Linked DNA regions of Homo sapiens: region 1 is linked to region 2. A link is an interaction called in ENCODE POLR2A ChIA-PET data of the cell type or tissue named here. Cell type or tissue: OCI-LY7. All regions are shown on one strand.

Region 1 (5,000 bases), 1.6 Mb after region 2:
TACTTTCAGTGCCTCATGATCATAAAGCCATCGTTTGTTTTCTCTGGGCTTAGAGGAGAATCTAGTACATCTCTTCTTTTTTACAGATGAGAAAATGGGGATTCAGAGAAGTAGTTTAGGCCAGATGTGGTGCCTCATGCCTGTAATCCCAGCACTTTGTGAGGCTGAGGCAGGTGGATTGCTTGAGGTTTGAGACAAGCCTGGCCAACATGGTGAAGCTCTGTCTCTACTAAAAATACAAAAATTAGCTGGGTATGGTGGTGCATGCCTGTAATCCCAGCTACTCGGGAGGCTGAGGCAGGAGAATCGCTTGAGCCCAGGAGGCAGAGGTAGCAATGAGCCCAGATCGTGCCACTGCACTCCAGCCTGGGCCATAGAGTGAGACTGTCTCAAAAAAACAAAACAAAACAAAAAAAAACCCACGAGAGAAGTAGTTTACCTAAGGTCACATTGTCCCTCAGTGGCAGATTCAGAATTAGAATCCACGTCTCCAGAATTTTCATTAGAGAGGAAAACTGGGTAGTAGGGGAGGAGGGGAGCACTACGATAGTATTCATTGACTCACCCAGTATTTTTTGAGCACTTACCAAGTGCCAAGCTTTTGCTAGGCCCTGGGGATATAACAGTGAAGAAGTCAAATATGATCCAGACCTTCATGGAATTTGTATTCTATGACACACCTAGAACATCTCATTACACATTCATCTAATTGCAATTGTGATGAGTGCTAAGCAGGAAAAGTTCAGAAGGTGAGCCTGAAACAGGGAAACCAACATCCACTGGAGCGTTGTGGGGCGGTGAGCAGGACAAGGGGGACTCTCAAAGGACAAGACCCTTGAAAGGTCAGGGATTTGAAAGATGAGTAATCCAGGCAAGAAGGAAAGGAGAGAGAACAGAGGTAGAGGAAACAGCAGGGTGATTCCAGCACTATCTAAGAGGAAATAGAGTAAAAATGCAGCTGGCAGCCCTGGAAATGAGTGCATTAGAGAAGGCTTTGCATTTGGGTACCATCTCCCTTCTTAAGTCTTGCAACATGCAAAAGTGGTGTTTACTCTTCAGGTGGAATCTGTCCTGTTCCCAGAGCTGAAAGGATATAATCTGCTCCTTGGAACTGTTAACGCAGAAGAAAAACTTGTTTCTGATTTTTTGATTCAAACTTTCAAGGTATTTCAGAAAAATCAAGTTGGCCCCTGCAAGTAAGTTGAGTTATAAATTTATTAGCTATGTAGCTTTTTGGGATTGATTTGGTGTTCTTAACTCTCATCCAATAAGGTATTCCTGTTCCCAAACACCTGAACACATACATAGTAAGAATAGCCAATACTTACATGAGTATTACTATTTATTCCCACTTTACAAATGAGGAAACTCTAACTGTCCCAGTGTTACATAGCAAATAGTTAGTAGAGCCAGGATTCAAATTCAATTACAGATCCACCTCCATTATCTGATAGTTGTGAAGCCAGATGGGTTTTGGCACTTCAAAATTTCTGGGTTATATAAAAGTAACATAATGCGTATATCATATATTATCCTGCAGTTTCTGTGAGGTCTGGGGCAACATGTTGATATTTCTGCAGGGAAACCTATAAATATTCACATAATAGCCTCATATCTGTTCAGGCCAACTTTTGCTACCAAGTGAATTTTGAGGCAACTGTCTGTTTTCAGAACTTTTTGGATTTGGGGATCGAGAATCAGTTATCTGAACCCACAGGCCATGTCCTTTAATCATCACACTGTAAAACATCTCACAGCTGCACACGTGAGCAGTCACTATGTATAGTCCGTTCTCACGCTGCTAATGAAGACATGCTTGAGACTGAGTAATTTACAAAAGAAAGAGGCTTAATTGACTCACAATTCTGCAGGTCTGGGGTGGCCTCAGGAAACTTATGGTCGGTCGGTCGTGGCAAAAGGGGAAGCAAACACATCCTTCTTCTCGTGGCAGCAGGAAGAGGAAGTGCTGAGCAAAAGGGGGAGGGAAAAGCCTCTTATAAACCATCAGATCTCGTGAGAACTCACTGTCACGAGAACAGCATGAGGGTAACCGCTCTCATGATTAAATTACCTCCCACCGAGTCCTTCCCACAACACGTGGGGATTATGGGAACCACAATTCAAGATGAAATTTGGGTGGGGACACAGCCAAACCATATCACACTAGTTTAGGGTGATCCTGTAAATAGCTTCCAAAGTGAGACAATTTACGAGTGAAAAGAGTGTTGTTAACAATTACCATGGGACAACAGGTATAAACCTGGACTGTCCCAGGCAAACCAAGAGATATGGTCACGCTAACCCAGAGTTTTTGGACTGCAGCTCTACTGACATTTTTGACTGGAAAATTATATTGTGGGGGCTGTCCTGTGCGTGGTGGGCTGTTTAGCAGAATCCTTGTAGGAATTATGCATGCCGGCAGGAATCCCCTGGTTGTGACAGCCAAGAATGTCTTCAGGTGTGGCCAAAAGTCCCCACCAGTTGAGAACAACTGCTAACCTAGTCAAAAAATCATGGCCTCATATTTGGAAGCCCTGCCCTCGTGAATTTGATTTGGGAGATTCTATTTGAAACCTCTGTTTTCCCTATTCATGGACTCTTAGACACACAGTTATTTTATTTTATTTTATTTTATTTATTTTATTTTATTTTTATTTTATTTTATTTTATTTTATTTATTTTATTATTTTTTGAGATGGCATCTCGCTCTGTCACCCAGGCTGGAGTATAGTGGCATGATCTCAGCTCACTGCAACCTCCATCTCCTGGGTTCAGGCAATTCTCCTGCCTCAGCCTCCCAAGTAGTTGGGACTACAGGCATGTGCCACCACGCCCAGCCGATTTTTATATTTTTAGTAGACACAAGGTTTCACCATGTTGGCCAGGCTGGTTTCAAACTCCTGACCTTAGGTGATCCACTCACCTCGGCCTCCCAAAGTGCTGGGATTACAGGTGTGAGCCACCTTGCCTGGCACGTTTTGTCTTTCTTTCTACTTTTTTTTTTTTTTTTACACTTTAAGCTCTAGGTTACATGTGCACAACGTGCAGGTTTGTTACATATGTATACATGTGTCATGTTGGTGTGCTGCACCCATTAACTCGTCATTTACATTAGGTATATCTCCTAATGCTATCCCTCCCCGATCCCCCAACCCCATGACAGGCCCCGGTGTGTGATGTTCCCCTTCCTGTGTCCAAGTGTTCTCATTGTTCAATTCCCATCTATGAGTGAGAACATGTGGTGTTCAGTTTTTTGTGCCTGTGATAGTTTGCTGAGAATGATGGTTTCCAGCTTCATCCATGTCCCTACAAAGGACATGAACTCATCCTTTTTTATGGCTGTATAGTATTCCATGGTGTATATGTGCCACATTTTCTTAATCCAGTCTATCATTGATGGACATTTGGGTTTGTTCCAAGTCTTTGCTATTGTGAATAGTGCCACAATAAACATACGTGTGCATGTGTCTTTATAGCGGCATGATTTATAATCCTTTGGGTATATACCCAGTAATGGGATCAACTGGGTTAAATGGTATTTCTAGTTCTAGATCCTTGAGGAATCACCACACTGTCTTCCACAATGGTTGAACTAGTTTACAGTCCCACCAACAGTGTAAAAGTGTTCCTATTTCTCCACATCCTCTCCAGCACCTGTTGTTTCCTGACTTTTTAATGATCGCCATTCTAACTGGTGTGAGATGGTATCTCATTGTGGTTTTGATTTGCATTTCTCTGATGGCCAGTGATGATGAGCATTTTTTCATGTGTCTTTTGGCTGCATAAATGTCTTTTGAGAAGTGTCTGTTCATATCCTTCGCCCACTTTTTGATGGGGTTGTTTGTCTTTCTGGATTGACAGTTCCACGGATTTCTCATTGCATCTCAGTTTCAGAGTCTCTAAAGTGTTGATCACCTCTTGGAAGCATGCCACTGAGTCCCACAAAGTTAATTCTGCTTACTCACTATCATCTTTATTTTAATTCAAACTTATTTTAAACCAGACCATCCCAAACACATCCTCCAATTTTGGGGAAACTGTCCAGCCATTTTTGTGTCATTTGATTACAGGCAGAGAAAATTTTGATTTTATTTAATAGATTTTAGGTTAATTAGTCCTAGATTTTCATCTTAAGATTTAGGCTTAGAATTTTGGGACTTGAAGAAGGGATAGGAATCACAGGCGTCCCCTTTGTCTGCGGTTTTGCTTTCTGCAGTTACAGCTACCCGAGGTCAACTAAGGTTGGAAAATATCAAGCTATTTTGAGAAAAACAGAGAAAGGGACCACATTCATATAACTTTTATTTTTACATTATATTGTTATATGTTCCATTTTATTTTCAGTTATTGTTAATCTTTTGCTGTGCCTAATTTATAAATTAAACTTTATCATAAATACATATATGTGTATAGGAAAAAACAGTATATAAAGGGTTCAGTACTATCTGCGGTTTCAGGCATTCACTGGGGGTCTTGGAACATATCCCCAAGGGTAAGGAGGGACTATCGTAATATTTGTAGCACATTCATTGTATGTCAGGCACAGCATTAATTCATTTGTGTGTGCTTTATTACAGTTAAGCATTACAATAATCCTATGAGGTGTTAATGATCATTTCCACTTAAAATTAAAGACATTGGGCCCGGCCTGGTGATGCATGCCTGTAATCCTAGCACTTTGGGAGGCCAAGGTGGGCAAATGACTTGAGGCCAGGAATTTGAGAGCAGCCTGGCCAACATGACAAAATTCTGTCTCTATTAAAAATACCAAAATTAGTTGGGTGTGGTGGCACATGCCTCTAATCCCAGCTACTCCAGAGGCTGAGGCAAGAGAATCACTTGAAGCTGGGAGGAGGAGATTGCAGTGAGCTGAGATCACAGCACTGCACTCCAGCCTGGGTTACAGTGAGAGTCTATCTCAAAAAATAAAATAAAATAAAATTAAAGACAACTGTGATGGTTAATACTGAGTGTCAACTTGATTGGATTGAGGGATACAA
Region 2 (5,000 bases):
ACACACACACACACACACACACACACACTCACACATACATGTAGAACTGCAACTTCAACACGATTCAGGAGAATGGGGACACAGGGCTGCAGCAGCCTGTAATGAGGGCATTTACCCAGTAAAAGACGTCAAGAGAGATTTGTCAGAGGAAGTGATGGTCAAGGTAACACCTGAAGGATGAGAAGGAGCTCACTGGAAAAGCAGGAAGAGTGGGGAGCATGTGGGCACAGGAAATAGTCTGTGGGAAAGCCCTGTTCCGGAGGAGCCCAGCACCACCAGTGTGGCCAGAGTGCAGAGAGAGCTGGTGGTAGGCATGACACAAGAGGGCTCCGGAGAAGTGGGCAGAGGCCAGATTGTGCTTTGGGTCACTATCCCAAGTGCAACAGGAAGCCATTGAAGGATTTTCAGATCCACACCTTGCAAGGATGACTTCGGTTGCTCGGTGGAGAATGGATTGCAACAGCCTCACCGTGAAAGCAGGAGGAAAGGGGCTGAGGAGGTGACTGCAGTGGTCCAGGCAAGAGATGAAGCAGTGATGCTGCTGGAGACGGAGAGAAGAGGACAGAATCCAGAAATATTTTGGAGAAGAAAAATCAAGAGTCATTGGTATGGAATCGAATGTGGGGTGGGGATAGGATGAAGGAAAGGAGGTGACAAGGATGACTCCCAGACTTTTGACTGAGCTGCTCCTTCTCTGCAGTGATGGCCTCCTCGTTTTGGGCCACTAAGGGCTTCTCCAACCACTGGGAAGCACTTCCAGAACAAGGTCCTCATTTCCTTTTCAGCTCTCACAGCAGGGACTGGCAAACTTCCATAAAGAACAACATAAAAAATATTTTAGATTTCAAAAGCTGTACCATCTTTGTCTCAATGACTCAACTCTGCTGCTATAAAGCAAAAGCAGCCACAAGTAATATGTAAACAAATTATTGTGGCTGTGTTCCAATAAAACTTTATTTAAAAAAAAACAAGTGATGGACAGGATTTGGCCCTCCAACTGCAGTTTGCAGACCCCTGCCCTAGAGGACTGGGAGGAATCTGGAAACTAAGCTGAACTCCTACATTCCCCAGGCCTGAAGAACTGGAGTATTCCATTGAAATAAGAGTACTTATTCCCAGGCCCGGAAGCCTGAGACCTTCCCCCAGAAATACAGCAGGGGGCCGAGGACTGTAGTGTACCCAAGACCCCACAAAAGACCTAGGGTCAATGGGAGAATCCCAGAGGTGTTACTAGGCTGATGAAATAGACCTCCAACTTCCCCTGGGCTTCCTCAGGTCCCCAACACCATCCAGAAAGGAAATTCAGCACAAATCTTTCATATACTCATACATACTCATCTGAACTTATAGCAGAATAAAAAATAAATAATAATAAAAAAAAACCAGAAGGGTATATAAGAAACAAGTAAGTGCTTACATATAAGCCTGAGGGTGAGAATGGGATGTGAATGAGACTGTCACGTGTATATATTTTTGCATCATGTTGAGTTCTGAACTACATGAATATATTACTCAAGTATTCTCTACTCAAAAAAATAGTAAATTTCTTCATAAAACGCACAGAAATGTATCTAGTTCTTGCCATTAGATTTTTTTTAACTATTGAAAAAGCTCTATATTTATCCTTGAAATTACACAGGGGGCCGATTTGAAGCACAGCTGCATTGCACATGAAACGGCAGTGTGTCCTGGTGACAAATTAATAGAAGTCCCTTTTTCTGGTTTGCTTCTCAGGTCTGCTCTCTCGTTACTAGTAGTCTACTTGCAGCTTCTCCTCTTGTTTTAAACAACTCCCCTTCCTCAGGCAACAGCACCCACCCTCACGCTGGGGAACCTCCCTCCCTCATTCAAAACTGTCGGGTGGGACTGTCAATCAAGAGGCTCTCTGCCTGCCCAGGCATGGTCATGTGACCCAGGCTAAACCAATCAGATTAGCTCTCCCTAGAATAGGCCTGGAGGTGCCCCCCAGGCCCCATTCCGGAGAAACGTGGTAAGGTACCTTAATGGGTTTTCAGTTAGTTCCTGTTGCCTAGATCTTTGAGGCAGCCTTTTCAAAAGAGCTTTCTTTCTATTTTAGCTTTTGTTTTTTTGGCTTAAGTTGGCCAGAATCCATTTTTGTGGCTTGATACTGATGCAGTCAGTGATCCTGCATAAAACTCTCCAGTGCATCCTTGTGGCCTACAACACAAAGGGCAGACAGGACAGACAAGTCCCAATGTGCACAACTGTGGCTCAGCTTCCCCACTTTCCAAGCCCCTGCCTCCCCACTGCCCTATCCCCCCAGCCACCTGCCGCTTCAGTCACATGGAATTCCTGCTCTTTCTCCCAAAGCATGGCATAGATTTCTCTGCTGTATTCCCGCTTCCTCACCTGAAAAATTCCCTACCGATCACTCGAGGCAGTGGATTGCAGTGGATCAGAGTGCGAGTTCTGCTTGGGCAGAATGGCCGTTGGTGATTGCTTTTTCTTAAGTCCTGCTCTCCAAATGTAAGATTGGTCAGTCTCTCCTTCCCTGGAGACGCACGCTAGAATCTACCAGGACTCTGGGGCCAGTTCCTGAGCCCATTACAAGGATCCAGGATGACAGTGATTTTTTTTTTGAGACGGAGTCTTGCTCTGTTGCCTAGGCTGGAGGGCAGTAGCACGACCTCGTCTCACTGCAACCTCCAACTCCCAAGTTCAAGAGATTCTCTTGCCTCAGCATCCCATGTAGCTGGGATTACAGGTATCCGCCACCACACCTGGCTAATTTTTGTATTTTTAGTAGAGACGGGATTTCACCATGTCAGCCAGGTTGGTCTCGAACTCCTGGCCTCAGGTGATCTGCCCACCTCAGCTTCCCAAAGTGCTGGGATTACAGGTGTAAGCCACCGCACCTTGCCCACAGCACTGAATTTAAACATGTTTCTGCCAGTTGACCTTGGACAAAGTGCTTGCTTCATATCCTCAGAGGAGCTTGGTTTGCTTATCTTTGGATGTGAATTCTACCAACTTCACAGCGCGGGTTTATTTATTTAACAAACTCTCTGCACCAGACACTGTTCTAGGTGCTTTACACATATTCGTTGATTTAATACTCGTAATACTCGTAACAACACTATAAGGCAGGTACTATTTGTGTCCCCATTTTGCAGATGAGGAAACTCAGCACAGAGAGGTTGTTAGTTGTCTAAGGTTGCAAAGCTAGTATGGGATGAAATGAAAGACTGCATGGGAATTACTTAGCACAGACAGGAGATAATAAATGTTCCATCAAATTGTAGCTATTTGTTATAGACTAAATTATTGCCCCTCATTCATATGCTGAAATCCTAACCCCCAATGTGAGATATGGCCTGCAAAGGGGTAATTAAGGTTAAATGAAGTCATAAGGGTGGGGCCTAATCCAATAGGATTGGTGTCCTAATAAGAAGAGGAAGAGACACCAGGGATGGGTGTGCACAGAGAAAAGGGCATGTAAGGATGTAGCAAGAAGGTGCCGCCTGCAACCCAGGGAGAGAGGCCTCAAGAGAAAGCAAACTTGCCAACATCTTGATCTTGGACTTCCAGCCTCCAGAACTGTGAGATGTAAATTTCTGTTCTTTCCGCTACACAGCCTGTGGAATTTCATTACGGCAACCCTAGCAAACTCACACACTATTGAAGAAAATATCACTTTGTGGTGGAAATCACAGTTGTTTTTTAAACGTACATCTGACAATGTTACCCCAGGAAGTAAACCCCTTCAGCAACTCCTGTACCATTTCCTGGGAGGAAATTGGGACCAGATCCTCTAAGATGGGCTTATACTATGGCCAAGCCTGGAAGAAGACAGGAACTAAGGCATCCCCAGAGGGTAGAAAAGAGGAATCATAACCAACACAGGATAGCCTGATGTTTAAAAGCATAGGCTCACACTGGGTATAGTGGCTCACCCATAATCCCAGCTATTTAAGAAGCTGAGGCAGGAGGATCGCTTGAGCCCAGGAGTTCAAGATCAACCTGGGCAACATACTGAGACCCCTGTCTCTAAAAAAATAAGGCATGGGCTCTGGAGCCAGACTTCCTGGGTTCAAATCCTGGCCCTGCTACTTACTAATTTTGAGGTTGGCAAGTTACTTAGGTTCTGCATGCCTTGGTTTTCCCCTCTGAGAAATGGGGACAATGATAGTATGTGTCTGATGGTTTTATTATAAGTGTTAAATGAATTAATATAATTAAAGTGTTTTGCATGAGTGCTGGGCACTTAGAGCCATATGGGTGCTAGCTGTTACCATTGATAGTTTTGTGGCTACGAAACCACTATTATAACCAAAGTCTTTCTCTCTGCTCGAGATTCAAATCCTAGGTTGAAAGCCTCAGAGAATCCCAGATCAATTCTCCTATTACTGTCCTATGAATCTGCATCAAATAGAAAAGAGCTTATTCCTCAAAAGGAAACTAAAAGAGCCTAGAAATAAATCCACACACAAATGATCAAATGACTTTCAACAAGTGGACAATGTAATTCAAGAAGAAAAGGACAATCTTCAACACATGGTGTTAGAACAGTTGGATACATATATGCTGCTGAGGCGGGAGGATCGCTTGAGGCCAAGAGTTCAAGACCAGCCTGAGCAACATAGCAAGACCTAAAAAGATCTCTAAAAAACATTTTTTTTAATTAGCTGAGCATGGTGGTGTTGCACATCTGTAGTACCAGCTACTCAGGAGAGGCTGAGGCAGGAGGATTGCTTAAGCCCAGAAGTCTGAGGCTGCAGTGAGCTATGATTGCACCACTGCACGCCAGCCTGGGCAACAGAGCAAGACCCTGTCAAAAAAAAAAAAAAAAAAGAACTTAGGCCCTTACCTCACACACAAAAATTAACTCAAAATACTCAAAATGGATCAGAAACCTAAATATAAGAGCTAAAACTATAAAACATATAGAAGAAAACATAGGAGGAAAACTTGTGTGACCTTGGGCTGGGAGGAAAACTCCTGTGACTTTGAGCTAGGCAAACATTTCTTAGAAATAACCC

What was found. Peaks named below come from ENCODE experiments on the same cell type or tissue, not always from the same donor. Only the 100,000 strongest peaks of a DNase experiment are listed, where the experiment ranks them.
Region 1: POLR2A ChIA-PET joins it to region 2 with 6 read pairs; 1 of 35 experiments calls an interaction of 5 or more read pairs at or near these places.

The regions. Positions count from the first base shown.
Region 1 is chr16:21,113,399-21,118,398 of GRCh38, reverse strand. DNAH3 (dynein axonemal heavy chain 3) reads left to right here. Exons shown (of 62, transcript NM_001347886.2): 12 at 1,060-1,196. It overlaps LOC107984888 (a long non-coding RNA gene), which reads right to left and starts at 1,968. Exons shown (of 2, transcript XR_007065020.1): 1 at 1,862-1,968; 2 at 1-1,190. RefSeq lists an enhancer at 1,758-1,857. In OCI-LY7, no CTCF peak of the experiment used is centred here; a DNase peak (open chromatin) is centred at 1,948; H3K4me3 peaks cover 1,252 bases; H3K27ac peaks cover 740 bases.
Region 2 is chr16:22,667,637-22,672,636 of GRCh38, reverse strand. No RefSeq gene overlaps it. Among named protein-coding and RNA genes, the nearest start is that of LINC02890, 57 kb to the right of the region's middle. In OCI-LY7, no CTCF peak of the experiment used is centred here; a DNase peak (open chromatin) is centred at 1,896.